3 separate regions of the Mus musculus genome follow, and regions 2 and 3 are each linked to region 1. A link is a loop called in an ENCODE intact Hi-C map of the cell type or tissue named here. Cell type or tissue: heart. All regions are shown on one strand. Links, peaks and the distances in the headings refer to the core of each region. The heading gives the core; the rest is flanking DNA.

Evidence for each region. A loop is a pair of places that touch in the nucleus more often than their neighbours do. Peaks named below come from ENCODE experiments on the same cell type or tissue, not always from the same donor. Only the 100,000 strongest peaks of a DNase experiment are listed, where the experiment ranks them.
Region 2: it touches region 1 in a loop (1.9-fold over the local background); 3 of 42 quality-filtered maps call a loop at or near these places.
Region 3: it touches region 1 in a loop (2.8-fold over the local background); 3 of 42 quality-filtered maps call a loop at or near these places.

What each region holds. Positions count from the first base shown.
Region 1 is chr17:80,681,752-80,685,918 of GRCm38, reverse strand. The region is part of intron 1 of Map4k3 (mitogen-activated protein kinase kinase kinase kinase 3); the gene reads left to right. Among named protein-coding and RNA genes, the nearest start is that of Map4k3, 44 kb to the left of the region's middle. In heart, for the core only: a CTCF peak has its summit at 1,873 (motif pointing left); no DNase peak of the experiment used is centred there.
Region 2 is chr17:80,931,593-80,935,759 of GRCm38, reverse strand. It overlaps C230072F16Rik (RIKEN cDNA C230072F16 gene), which reads right to left. Exons shown (of 6, transcript NR_131127.1): 5 at 3,429-3,801; 6 at 2,313-2,818. Among named protein-coding and RNA genes, the nearest start is that of Tmem178, 11 kb to the left of the region's middle. In heart, for the core only: no CTCF peak of the experiment used is centred there; a DNase peak (open chromatin) is centred at 2,219; H3K4me3 peaks cover 771 bases; H3K27ac peaks cover 2,109 bases.
Region 3 is chr17:80,919,892-80,924,058 of GRCm38, reverse strand. It overlaps C230072F16Rik (RIKEN cDNA C230072F16 gene), which reads right to left. Exons shown (of 6, transcript NR_131127.1): 2 at 710-892; 3 at 458-593. Among named protein-coding and RNA genes, the nearest start is that of Tmem178, 23 kb to the left of the region's middle. In heart, for the core only: a CTCF peak has its summit at 1,977; a DNase peak (open chromatin) is centred at 2,178; H3K27ac peaks cover 270 bases.

The DNA.
Region 1 (4,167 bases), core at 591-3,090:
ATCCCCATGGGAGAGCCAAAGGAAAACACAAAGTAACAGAGTTCCAAGGCTATGGGGAACTGAAGCAGAATGTGTTAGTTGAGATAGTACAAGACACTAGAGCTGCTTTGGAAAACAATTTGGCAGCTCTTCAAACAACTTTTCCATTCTAGTGATCCATCTTCAAAGTCATGGGCCTGGAATATTATACAGCCCAGCATTTTTTAGTACATTTAAGGTCTGTATTTGAGAGAATTAGAAACAGGTTTACCCAGACATTTATATGGTTTCATATATAGTAGTAAGTAGTATTTATAACACACGAATATGAAAAGAACCCATGTGTTATGTGTACTGTTCTTGTCACTCTGAGCAAACACCTGAAAAGAAGCACCTTGAGGGGAAGAGGGAAGCTTTATTTTGGCTCCCGGTTAGATGGGGCGTGAATCCTCACGGCTGCGAATGGCTGCGAAGGGAGCTCCATCGTGTTGGAAGTGTGGACCTGCGAATCCTCTTGGCATGCCTCAGAACAGCAGGGATGCTCAGCCGGCTTCCCCCTCCCCTGAGTCTGGGCTGGGGCCTCAGCCCATGGGATGATGCCGGCTACAGTCGCCGGTGGTCTTCTTCCTCACTTATAATCTCTGCAAGCACAGATATGCCCAGAAACGTGTTTCCTCAGGGACCCTAGGCCAGTTGAGTTGACACTGAGGATTAACTACCTCCTTCTGTATCCTTCAGCGATGAGTAGAAAGCCCGACTGTATTTCTCTGCAACGTGATAGTATTTGTGAATAAGAACATTCTGAGTAGCAGGAGCACTAACCAGTGACCCCGTGTTGCTCAGTTCCATTTAGTGAAACATCCATACTACTCAAGACCCCAGGGACGGGAGAGTGGGAATGATCGCTGTGGGCTTAGGGGCTTGCTTTTGTTTTGGTGCTGTGGTGAAATATTCTAAAATTCAGCAGTGATGGTGCTCCACTAACTAATCTATGAAGTGGCCGCAGTGAGGTCCTCAGTGAAAGGGAAACTGCTGTGGAGTCCTCTGAGGGCTGTCAACAAACAGCAAGGTGTAATGCTCATGGCAGGCCACTTCAGTGTCTGCTTTTAAGAAGTATGAAAATTCTATTGCAATACTGACTTTGGTTTTTTTTTTTTAAAGTTCATACATGCTAATATCTTGGAATGTTAGCCTTGCTCATTTGAAAACTAAATTGCTTGAGCTGAATCAAAACTGATAAATCCAGAATAAATATTTGAGATATTATTGACTTAATCCTGAAATAAGTGATTTTTTTTTTTAAAGATAGGGTTTTGCTACATAGTCTTGATTGGCATTGCACTCTCGTACTGCCTCGGCATCTTAGTTACTAAAATCCCATGTCTGCAGCTACCAGTGTGCCACACAATCATAATGCATTCAAAACTCCATGGTTTCTGATGAGAAAAGGCTCTGAAATAGAAGTCCCCTGACTTCCTTTGGACCTCTACCCCGCCCTCACAGAGTATTACCAAGTAAGATACACTGAGTTGCACTGCAGAAAGCAGGAGGAGGGGGAGCTCTTAAGCCGCCTGGCTCCGGCCACTGGAAAGAGAGCACCAGAAGTTAATTATTCATCCCAGAGAGACTGGGGTTTGGAACTGATACCTTATAGCAAGTTTTTGACAGACCTTTTGAATTAATAAGTCAAAGAGTAGTGACAGACCCTCTGAAAGCATAGTGACTAGTGGCTTATTTCACCTGCTCACTAGGAGTTTACTGTCATGATTTCTCAGCTGAATATGGCTAATGAGAGCTCTGAGTAAATCAGCTCTTAGCCAAGTATTTTGAGTGCAGCAGCCATTTTGAAAGGACATTTGTGACTTTGTCCATGAAGAGTGTGCCCTCCTGTGGCCTCTGGGAACAAATTTTCAGCTCTGATCAATCAGCTTCACGTTGTGATGTCACACAGTGGAGTCACCATACCTCTTTTCAGTAAACAAGTGAGACTTTTGAACAGGTCTGATTAGAGATTCACTGAGTCAGGAAGTAGCATCCGGTTTTATTTTCGATGCCCAGTGTTTCCCCCAGGTCACCATGTCCCTGTTTGCAGATGCTCCACAGTGACATTCCAGGTTCATTGTTTATGTGATGTCTCATCCTGGAGAAAGGAACAGAATTTACTCAGTGCTGTTGGGGGGTTTGTCACACTTAAAAGAAAGGAACTTTGGCTAGAAGTACTCAGATCTGTTTTCCATTGTCTCCATATGGGCATCGTGAGTATTTGTTAGTGATGAAGATTATAAGTTGAAGAATTTTTAAAAACTTTTTTATATGTATATTTGCCTTATGTTTGTGTTGTATGTGCCTGGTGCCCATGGGGGCCAGGAGAGGGCATTGAATCCCCTGGAATAGGAATGGTGGAGAGCCGTCATGAGGGTGCTGGAAAAGCATCCGGTGCTTTTAACCGCTTCACCATCTCCTTCAGCCCTAAAGATAAGATTTTTAAATGAGTTTTCCCTGCATTTTTTAAATTTTTAACTTTCTATAGGGAATATATTAGTTACTTTCCTACTGCTTTGTTAAAACACTGTGATGTAAGGAACTTAGAGAAGAAAGTGTTTATTGGATTGGCTTTTCCAGAGCGTTGGAGTTCATGAGGAGGGAGCGAAGGCATGGGGTAGAAACAGCTGAGAGACCGTGAGCAGGAGGCACTGAGGGCACTGGAGATGACCGGAGGCTTTGAAACCTCAGCCTCCCCCACCCATGACACATTCTCCAACAAGGTCATTCCTCGTCACCCTTCCCAGACAGCCAACTGGGGACCAAGTATTCAAACAACTTAGGCTTACAGTGGGGTGGGAATCACACTCAGATACCACAAAAAGAATCTTTTGGATTTAAAAAAAAAATTAAGGCAGAGTCTCACTTTGTAACCTTGGCTGACCTGGAACTAACTTTGTAAACCAGGCTAGCCTTGAACTCGTGTCAACCGACACACCTGCCTCTCCCTCTCATCAAATGAAGTGCTAGGATTAAAGGTCTGTGCCACCACGATGACTCTAAAAAAGTAGTGTGTGGCATATGTATAATGTGTGTTTGTGCATGTTTGTGTGTGTTGAGGTCAGAAGTTGGCATCAGTGTCACCTATCAACTGCCAACATACTTTCTGGAGCAGAGATCATCCGGATGCTGGGATGACAGGCATGTGTAGCCATACTCGATACCTGTGCCCTGCTTTTCTGTGGCTGCCGAGGACTTAGACTCAGACCCTATTGCCTGTTCAGCAAGCACATTACCACGGGAACCTTCTCCCGGCCCTGGGAGAGTCTTAAGTGCATATTTTTAGTAAGAGCTTAACTTTTTTTTCTGCTTTCTTGTGTACTTCCCTAGTTTGCTTACGTGTGTTAGTGGAGGGAAGGAGTATATTTGTTGGTGTGTGAATGCTGCATATGCACGCCTTTGTGTATGGGGACTCAGGTGTGTGCAGGTGTTGAGAGGACATGTATGCAGATGTGTTCAGAGACCCAAGTTTGACGGCTGGAGGCATCTTCAGTGCTCTCATCTTACACGTCGAGGCAGGGTCCCTAACTGAGTCCAGAGCTAGCTGCTCCTGCTGTCTCTGTAGCCAGCTTGCTGTGGGGGTTCCCTGCCTGGGCCTCCAGAGAGCTGGGTTTTACATGAATCTTGGGAAGCTGAATTCCATTCTGACCCCCAACTTCAGCACAACAAGTGTTTTACCCGTGAGCCCCCTCCCCAGTCCCTCTGCTGGTATTTTAATGCCCTGGTACTCCCATGTTAATTGTCAGATTTTCCCCATCTATTACTAAGGGAGGACTGCAGCTAAATCTAATCCTGGCCATATGATAAGATCTTCCTATAATCGTGGGATTGCTTATGTTTTTCCCTTTAGACTGATATAAAAATTAATTAAATGTAAACACTAAAATACTTTGAAAATTCTTATCCAGTTTTATAGCATCTTAAATTGTTAAAGATTTACTGCCATTTTTTTAAAATCAAGTTCATAGATATTTTCTACTTAGATAAACAGTTGTAAACACTCATAGTCTAATATCTGATTGATTTTTGAGGCAGAAGGCAGGGTTGTGTAGCTCAAGATGGTCTCTAATTTTGAACAGTCTTCCTGACTCTTCCTAAGTGCTAGGATTGGCAGGCATGCCCTCATACCCAGCTTATGAATTGGCT
Region 2 (4,167 bases), core at 672-3,171, 250 kb before region 1:
CACCCATGGAGGTCTGGCTGGCTGGCCTCACCTTGGAATTTATGGGAAATTATTAGTTTTTCTGGTCTTACTTGGCGGCTTACAATTTTTCTGTAGCAACCACATTTCTCCAAAAGCCTGGGCTTTCTTTTTCCCAGTAAAATGAGAATTTAAAATGGTCTTCATGGCTGCATGAAATTAGATTTATAGGGCTCGTTTTTAATGTAGCTTTAATTACATCTTATTATTTAAAATAATTTTAAAATTTCAATATATTTTGATCATATTCTTCACTTCACCTGTCCTTTTAGATCCTCTTCCCCTTCCTTACCCACCCAACTTTAAAGTTCCTGTTCAAAAAACAAACAAAAACTCAACACAGCAGAGCCCCTCAAAACCAAGAAAACAAGGTAAAAACCATACCACAAAAGAGAAAAAAAAAAAGGATCTGCCAAAGCATAGCCAAAGAAAATACACACAAAAAAATAATAATTGTGGAGTCCAGTTATGTGCTGGTCAGCCGACATGGAACGTGAGGCCTGTTCTGGAATGGTTGATACACCCAGTGTTATTTTGTCGGAGAAAACTGATTTTTCCCTCTCCTGTCCCCAGCAGGTATAAGTGACAGTTCAGTTGTTAACCTTTATGCTAAGTTTTCATTTATTCATTCATTCATTCATTCATTCATTCATTCACTTCTTAATATAACAAAATAAAATATAATAAGATAAAACGAATATAATAAGATACATTAAAGTTGGGCAAGACAAACCAACAGAAGGAAAAAAGCACAAGAAGCAGAAGAGTCAGAGACCCTCTTGTTTGCACACTCAAGCACCCATAAAACACTTAACCTGGAAGCTCCAGTATATAGGCAGAGGACCTGATGCCGAGCTGGGCTCACTTTTAAATGTGGTCATTGGTAGCAGCAACAGTAACCCAGATATGGAATCCTTAAGAGTGATTGGGGGATTGACCAAGAATAGAGCCAAGATTGAGATTAAGGCCATCTGTGATTCCTGGGATCTGGAAGGGGATTTGGAGAAGAAATTGTTCTTAAAGCTGAGGACAGCGACATGATAATACCAAGTACTACCAGATCGAGGCATCTTAGCAGTGGGTTGTCTGTCTGTAAAACTGTAAGACAGATAAAAGCTGCTCCAAGGTGCAATGGACCGAGAGACAGGCACAGGTCAGAGTAGTTGATGCAAACATGCTCTATCCTGATTCAACATGGGCCTGGGTATTAATTAATTAATTTTTATTTATTTATTCATGTTTGAATTTTTGACATAGCACCTAATGCAGCCCAGGCTTCCCTTGGGCTCACTATTGTCTGAAGATCGCCTTGAAATCTTGATCCTCTTGCCTCTGCCTCCAAAGCACTGAGATTGTTGGCACACACCACCACACCTGTCTTAGGTTTGGATATGGAAAGATCGTCTTGGCTTATGCTCAGCAGAATAGTTATTCCCATAACTTCTCTGATTTTGCTGACCACCTTTCATCCGCTGTCATGGAGTTTTTATAGCTTTATAGATAATACTTAGCATTTATTGGTCATATGCTATTTGGTAGGGGCTGGCAATATTTTATATGTGGGGTGTTTTTTTTTTTTCTTTAATACTTTCCACAACTTCTAGTCATAGTAGCAGCATTGTTGTTAGGATCCCAGTCTTCCCAGTGAGGAACCTGGAGAAGCAGAGTTGAGCACCTTGCTCAGGTCATTCTTTACTGGCAGAGCCACTGCGTCCAGTCTGCATGGTGGGACTTCAGGGTCTGTACTTGTGCAGGCTGTTTGTTTAGTTCATAGGCAATTGACAGGTTTTAGACCAGGATAGAGGTAGCCTGTCAGATGGCGACAAGCGTGTGGTTTCTGGGGAGGTCTTGAAAGTGAAACCAAAAGAATTTCCAATGTGACAACAAAAAGGAAGGGTGACAATAGAGTCAGCAGACAAAGCACAGGCTGCTGGAGGCGAGTGGAAGTGTGGACCACGTCAGGAGCTCAGACAGAGTGCACTATGAGTTCTACTAGCTGCGAGATACCGACAGTAAGGAAGCCATGGGATGTGCAAGCAGAGAGTTAAAGGAAGAAGTTCAGGCTAAAGATAGAAACTCGGAACCAAGAGAATCCAAATATAGATGAGGCTTCAACCATGAGACTGCATGATGTCAGCCAGAGAGTAAGCCTTGACAGGAAAGGTCAAGGACTGAGACATGGAAAATCACCATCTATTGGAGTCTAGGGAAGCACAAGGAGGCAAAAGGACATGGCCAGAGAGATGCAAGAGTTCAGAGTCCCAAGAGCGAGCCAAGAGAAGCAAGTGTTTCAGGACAGAAGGGATTCATCAGCCCCCGAAGTCAGTGACTGCGACTCGTTGACCAAGACAAGAGCTGGGACTTCAGAGTGGGCCTTGGCAGTGCAGATGTCGCTGGAAGCTTCACTGTAAGGGTTTCCTTGGTAGTGGGGTGTGAGCTTGCCTGGAGTAGACCTGAGGAAGACTAGGAGGAGGGAGAAAATGTGAATAGAGTGTTTTTGTTCAGAAGAAGAATAAGTGGGGAGGGAGTGACATGGAAATAAGGTACAGTATGTTTTGATGAGGCGTGGCGTGTGTGTGCTCACTAACAGGAATGACTAATGAGGAAAATAAAACACAAAAGGAACAGAGGTTTTGGTGGGTTTTTTGTTTTGGTTTTGGTCTTTGGGGGATTTTTTTGTTTTGTTTTGTTTTTTTGTCTTTGCCTTTGTCTTGTTTTGTTCTGCTTTGTTTTCAAGCTGGACAAAGTTGGTGTGTTGATAGCAGTCAGGATCTGGGCCAGGTGTTTCCAGGTTCTTGGCCTGAAATCAAAGTCCACACAGATTACAAAATAGTGAGGAGACTTCATTCAAGAGAAGCAACAGAACAGAATATACTGCAAGAGGACGGTGGGCCGCATGTATGGAGATACTCAAGGCTCCAAGTACTGTTTGGGGCTTCTTTTTGTAGGATACACAAGAGGAGGGAGCTTTGGTGCTAGGCGTGTAATCAAGTGATTCCCTATTTTGACTGTCAGCTTGGATCACATTAACAGTTGTTCACTGTGAGCCATTCTTCCCTTAATCCATCTGACGTTAATATGTACACCCTATTATTGGTAGGTATTAGATAGCTAATAAAAGATTTCCTTTAAAAATTTACTGAAAGACACAGTTTTGCCTTGTACTCCAATACAGTCTGTGCCAGATCTGCTCTCATACCCTCCATATTCAGAGGTATGTTTGTATACATAGTACTTACAGGAAGTAGTGCCTGATACATTATTAGAAGATGGGTGTGCATAGCCCAAGCCAAATGGATCACTGGTTGCTAGTCTGTTCCCTAGTCGCACATCTCACATATGCAAGCAAGAAGGAAAAGAATCTGCTAGACAAATGGAAAGACTGTCATGAGTGTGTACAACGTTGTCACCTGTAGGAATGGTCAAAAAGAGCTGCGGACACAGCAGGAGAAGCAGGGATATGAACAACTGTGATAGTTTGGTTGGCATTGCAGAAGTTCTTTGCTGCTCGGTATTTCTCAGGTGATGGTAATGTGTCAAGAGGATGGGGAAGTCATGAACAGAGGTGGCTGTAGACATGCTGCTGGGTCCCAGGTGAATGGGAGCACGTTGGTGGCGAGGGAGAAGAATTTCATTCATGGTCAGTGGGCACCACGGTCCAGCAAGGATAGAGGACTTTTGGTGAAGAATCTTGGATAAAACGGCAACAGGTTGATTCAGAACCCATGGTCTTTAAAATGCCATCAAGATATTAAGCAATGGGGGAAAGAGCTGCAGCACCATCTACGGAAAAAAAAGAAAGAAGGTGATTACTGTAGCCTTGGTGACAACGAAAATGATAACAGTGCACCCAGAGTCATTTGGGCATGAGTAAGAGGACTCATAAGGACAGCACAGATGCAAAAGAAGAGATGACACAGGCATTGTGACATTGTGACACTGGGTAAATCAAAGGGGAAAGGAGTCAGGTGGACACTGAAGATCCGATGCTTAGGCCAAGATAGCTAAAGCAATGACAGAGCTCTCTTAATGAAAAGATAGAGTTATGTAGATGGGTAGGCAAACAAGCCAAGCAGGAGAACAGCTTACAAGACTGAGGCCCTGGCCATCGAGACTTAGAGGACAGAATGATGTCTATGCAGAAATGTT
Region 3 (4,167 bases), core at 672-3,171, 240 kb before region 1:
GTGAAAGGGGAAAAAAAGGAAAGGTTTTGTTACTAATTAGAATTTCAGACTTCCAGGGGAAGGTAAAGTTATAAGTCTCTCTGTATCTGTTTTTGTTTTGTTGAGTGAGCATCTCAGCACTTGACCTTGAACCTTGACCCAGATTGACCTTGAACTCCTCCCCAGCCTTCTGAATGCTCACATCACAGGCTCGTGCTGCCGTACCCAACTTACAGTTATATTGTTTTTAAAATGTGGCGTAGGAGTGTGGGTATAATTCACAGGTAGAGTGCTTGTCTAGCATGCAGAGTTCCTTAGGTGATCCTTAGGAACATACACACACACACACGCATACACACAAGAGAGAAAGAGAGACAGAGACAGACAGACAGACAGACAGAGACCAAGACAGAGAGGACACAGAGAGACTATACACACAAACACTGGGATGTTGCTAAGTTTTTAGAAAGAAAGAAACCTTGTTATTTGTGACCTCTTGATACTTCAGAAAAATCCATTCCTGGCAAGAGCTGGCCACTGAAGGTAGAAGACGCCATGAAACGAAAAACAGACAGATGGTTTCAGGATGGCACGAAGAAAAATGTAGTGAGGGTCTGTGGACAAAAAAAAAAAGTGTCTTAAGAGGCAGCAATATAGGTGGATCTCCATAGTCCAGCAAAAGAAAAGGGTTCATTGCTAAGCTGGAGAAAGAGGGAACCACTGAATGTACCTGAACTTCCCCAAAACTACAAACATGTCCAACATCAGTCTGGGTCTCACGGTTGGCACATGGCACTCAGCTGATGATCTACATCTCTTCAAACGAATTCCAGGGTCCAAACCAGTGCACGAGGATTATAACTAAAGCCTCCATGTGGGTGATGCTGGGCACATTATGTTGATAAGCCAGACTCTGCAAAATAAATATGACTTGATATCATCTCTGTGTGGAATCCAAGGTACAACCCTATGGTGGCTTGAATGAGAAGATCCTCCAGTCTCAAATGTTTAAACGCTTGGTCCTCAGTTGACATTGCTGTTTGGGGGAGGTACAGAATGTATAGCCTGTGGGAGGAGGTACATCACTGGAGGCTGGCTTTGAGGGTTTAAAACATCATGCAGCTTCCAGCTTGCCCTCCCTGTGTCATGCTGAGACTCTCAGCTTTCTGTCTCCGCTACCATGCCCGCCACTGTGGCTACGCTTCTCTTAGGCATGGTGAGTGACTACACTTGACAATATTGTGTCATAGCCCTGAGATTTTCTTAAATGTTCTTACTACAGGTAGAGTAGGAAATGCAAATTCTACGAGGTGACGGATATGTTAATAGTTAGACCGCGGTGATCACTTTGTAATGTACATACATACCCAAACGTCAGGATGTACACCTTAAATGTCTTAAATATGCACAGTTCCAATTTGTCATACTTCAGACAAGCTGAAAAAAAAAATCAGAATCTGTTCAGATCCTGAAGTGCGACTGAAATAAATATTCTTTGTGTGGTTTGGTTTTAGCTGGCATCATCTGAGTCACGATACATGGAAAGCTCTGAGATGGCTTGTAATGTTAGCTACGTTATCATTTGCATTAGATGATTTCAAGCCATAATGTAACCTGGATTATATCCAGTGGCAAAAGACTGCCTAGCATGCACCAATCCTTGGGTTCAGTCTGTAGAACTGAAAGAGAAAGGGGAGGAGAGGGGAAGAGAAGATAGTAATGACTTGTGAGTATGTCCTTGAACTCTGGAACCTCACTGTATATTATTATTATTATTATTATTATTATTATTATTATTATTATTATTATTATTATTTTGCTCCTATGATTTTTTTTATAACAAGGTTGGGGTGAGGGTAAGCAATGCTGTTAAACACTGTGTTCAATAAACACTTGCTGACTTTAATTAGAGATGATCTCCTATGTTCCACGATAGAAAACATCAAACATTTTAATTTAAAAATCCCACTCAGAATCCTTCAGACTTGTCGCTCACAAGAAGCAGGAGGCGCAGTGGGACCACAGCTGAAGGAAATAGCTGCTTGGCAGTCCTCCTCCCCTCCCCTCCCCTCCCCCCCTTCTGTTGAAGGCACTGCCAGCGCCAAACAGAGCAATGCCATGTGTCCTGGGAGCACCAAGCAACATCAATTCTATTAAACTGAAAATGGAACAGACCACAAAGTCCAGCAGGCGAGAGGCTTGCTGAGGTCTTGGCAGCAAAAGACAGGCACAAACAGGCAAGAGGAGCCAGAGGACAAGCCAGGCCAGCTGCAAACCTGAAGGTCTTGGTGCCAGCCACTGCTCGTTAAAGGATCACAGAACCTGCAGGATTCATTCCCCAACCTGCCCTGCATTGTTCTGCATGCTCCACTCTGTTCCACTTGCACTCTGAGCTCCCTGCTCTTTCTTTTGAGCCGGCTTCAATCTGGCACCCTGACTACACTTTCTTCTTAACAACAACCTACCACTTCACATTTGGGTCTGGCGTTTCTTCTTTACTTGGGATTGCTTAAGTGGCTTCTCTTATAACAATGAGTGTCAAGGTTCCTTTAGCCTGCCTTGGGAGCCTACTCCTGTGACTGTTTCCATTGGAAAGCCCAGGCATTCAGCCAGGCACTCTCCCTTGGTCCTTAGACATAGGAAAGTCTTTGGAAAATCCTCAAAAGACGTAGTGGATTCAAGCATAGCCCAGTTTGTGAATACACAGAACTTCAGCTCAAAGGGAGCAGAGGACTCATGGACACAGTACCTTTGTGGTCTCAGGCATCGGGCAGTTGGTATCAGTGAGCAGGCGCTGCAAGCCTGTCAACCAGGAAGTAGTCAGGAACCATACCAGGCCCATGTCACTGGACCCGGATGAGCACTAATTCCAAAGGAGAGGCTGCTATAGTTCCTACCAGGATTGATCTCATAACTGTGATAGGCAAGGAGTTAGAACCATTGGGAATCTAGCTTTCATGTAAGAGATACAGGGTGCAGACAAAAGCAAGGTGGGCAGAGACATGGTAATGAGGATACTTCCATGGAGGGCTGTGGCCTTTGACATTATTTTGATGAAAAAAAGGTTGTTCTTTCCACTCTCATAATGTTTTAGAGAACTTTAGGGAAAGAAAAAAAGTTGGCATAATTAGCAATTTTAGACTTTTATAACTAAGCAGAAAATAGTTTTGATAGCATCCACATATCTCGTCACATACCAAGATCGTTTATTTCCAGTAGGAATGCACCTGGTTAAAAGATAAGGAATAACCCCCTACTTTTGGAAAATCCAAATCGGACAACACACCACCCGATAGAGGTAGAGCAGTGCGTTAAAGGAAACGCCCAGGTCAGTGAGGCCTGCTGGGTACTGCATCACACTCGAGCCTGTTCACCAGGATCAAAAGGTCTCCTCCCTAAAGCGTGTCAGTAATTTAATCTCCCCCGCCATGTAATCTGGTTTGCAATTGTAAACCAATGCAAAATCATGACAGCAAATACTTAAATATATGCTTCGAACCTGGGCGATTGCCCAGAAGTAAAATGCATCCAAAGATCCAATATCCTGACATTTAATAAAAGTTTGAATTATATTTGCAGCCTGCTATGATTTAATTTTCCTGAGTTCAATATTTAATAAAACTATAAAAATCTATTACATGTATCTTGTGCTATTGCGCAAGGATAGCTAACCTGTCTCGTTCTAGTGCCATGCTGCAACAGATTAAATCTGAATCTCACCATTAGCTAGTTGGGTTACAAATCATTCAATCTGTCCGTCCTTCGGTTTTCTCCCCAGTTAGATAGGGATTAAAAGAGAATCTCTTTAAGGCGACTGTTGTGAAGATTCAATGATTGGACATAAAGACTGTGAACCACTGCTGAACATGCTGTGAGAACTCAGTCCATTTTAGTTAGGCTTAATCTCTTTTCATGTGTAACCGGTACCCTCTGGTTCTTGTTTTGTTTGCTCACTGGTGTCAAATGGCTACATACAAACTCTGTTAAGAGAAGAGAAGAATTTTGTCAATTTGTGAATTCAACAAGGGCACCCTGAGGTCAAATGAGCCGTATTAGCAGAGAGATCTGTCTTGAATCAAACATGAGTCCTATGAAGGTTGAAGTTAGGGCAAACTTAAACTTCACAGGCTCCTAAGCTCCAAAGCTGATAACATGTTCACAAAACACCAGAAATCTATTTCTGATAAG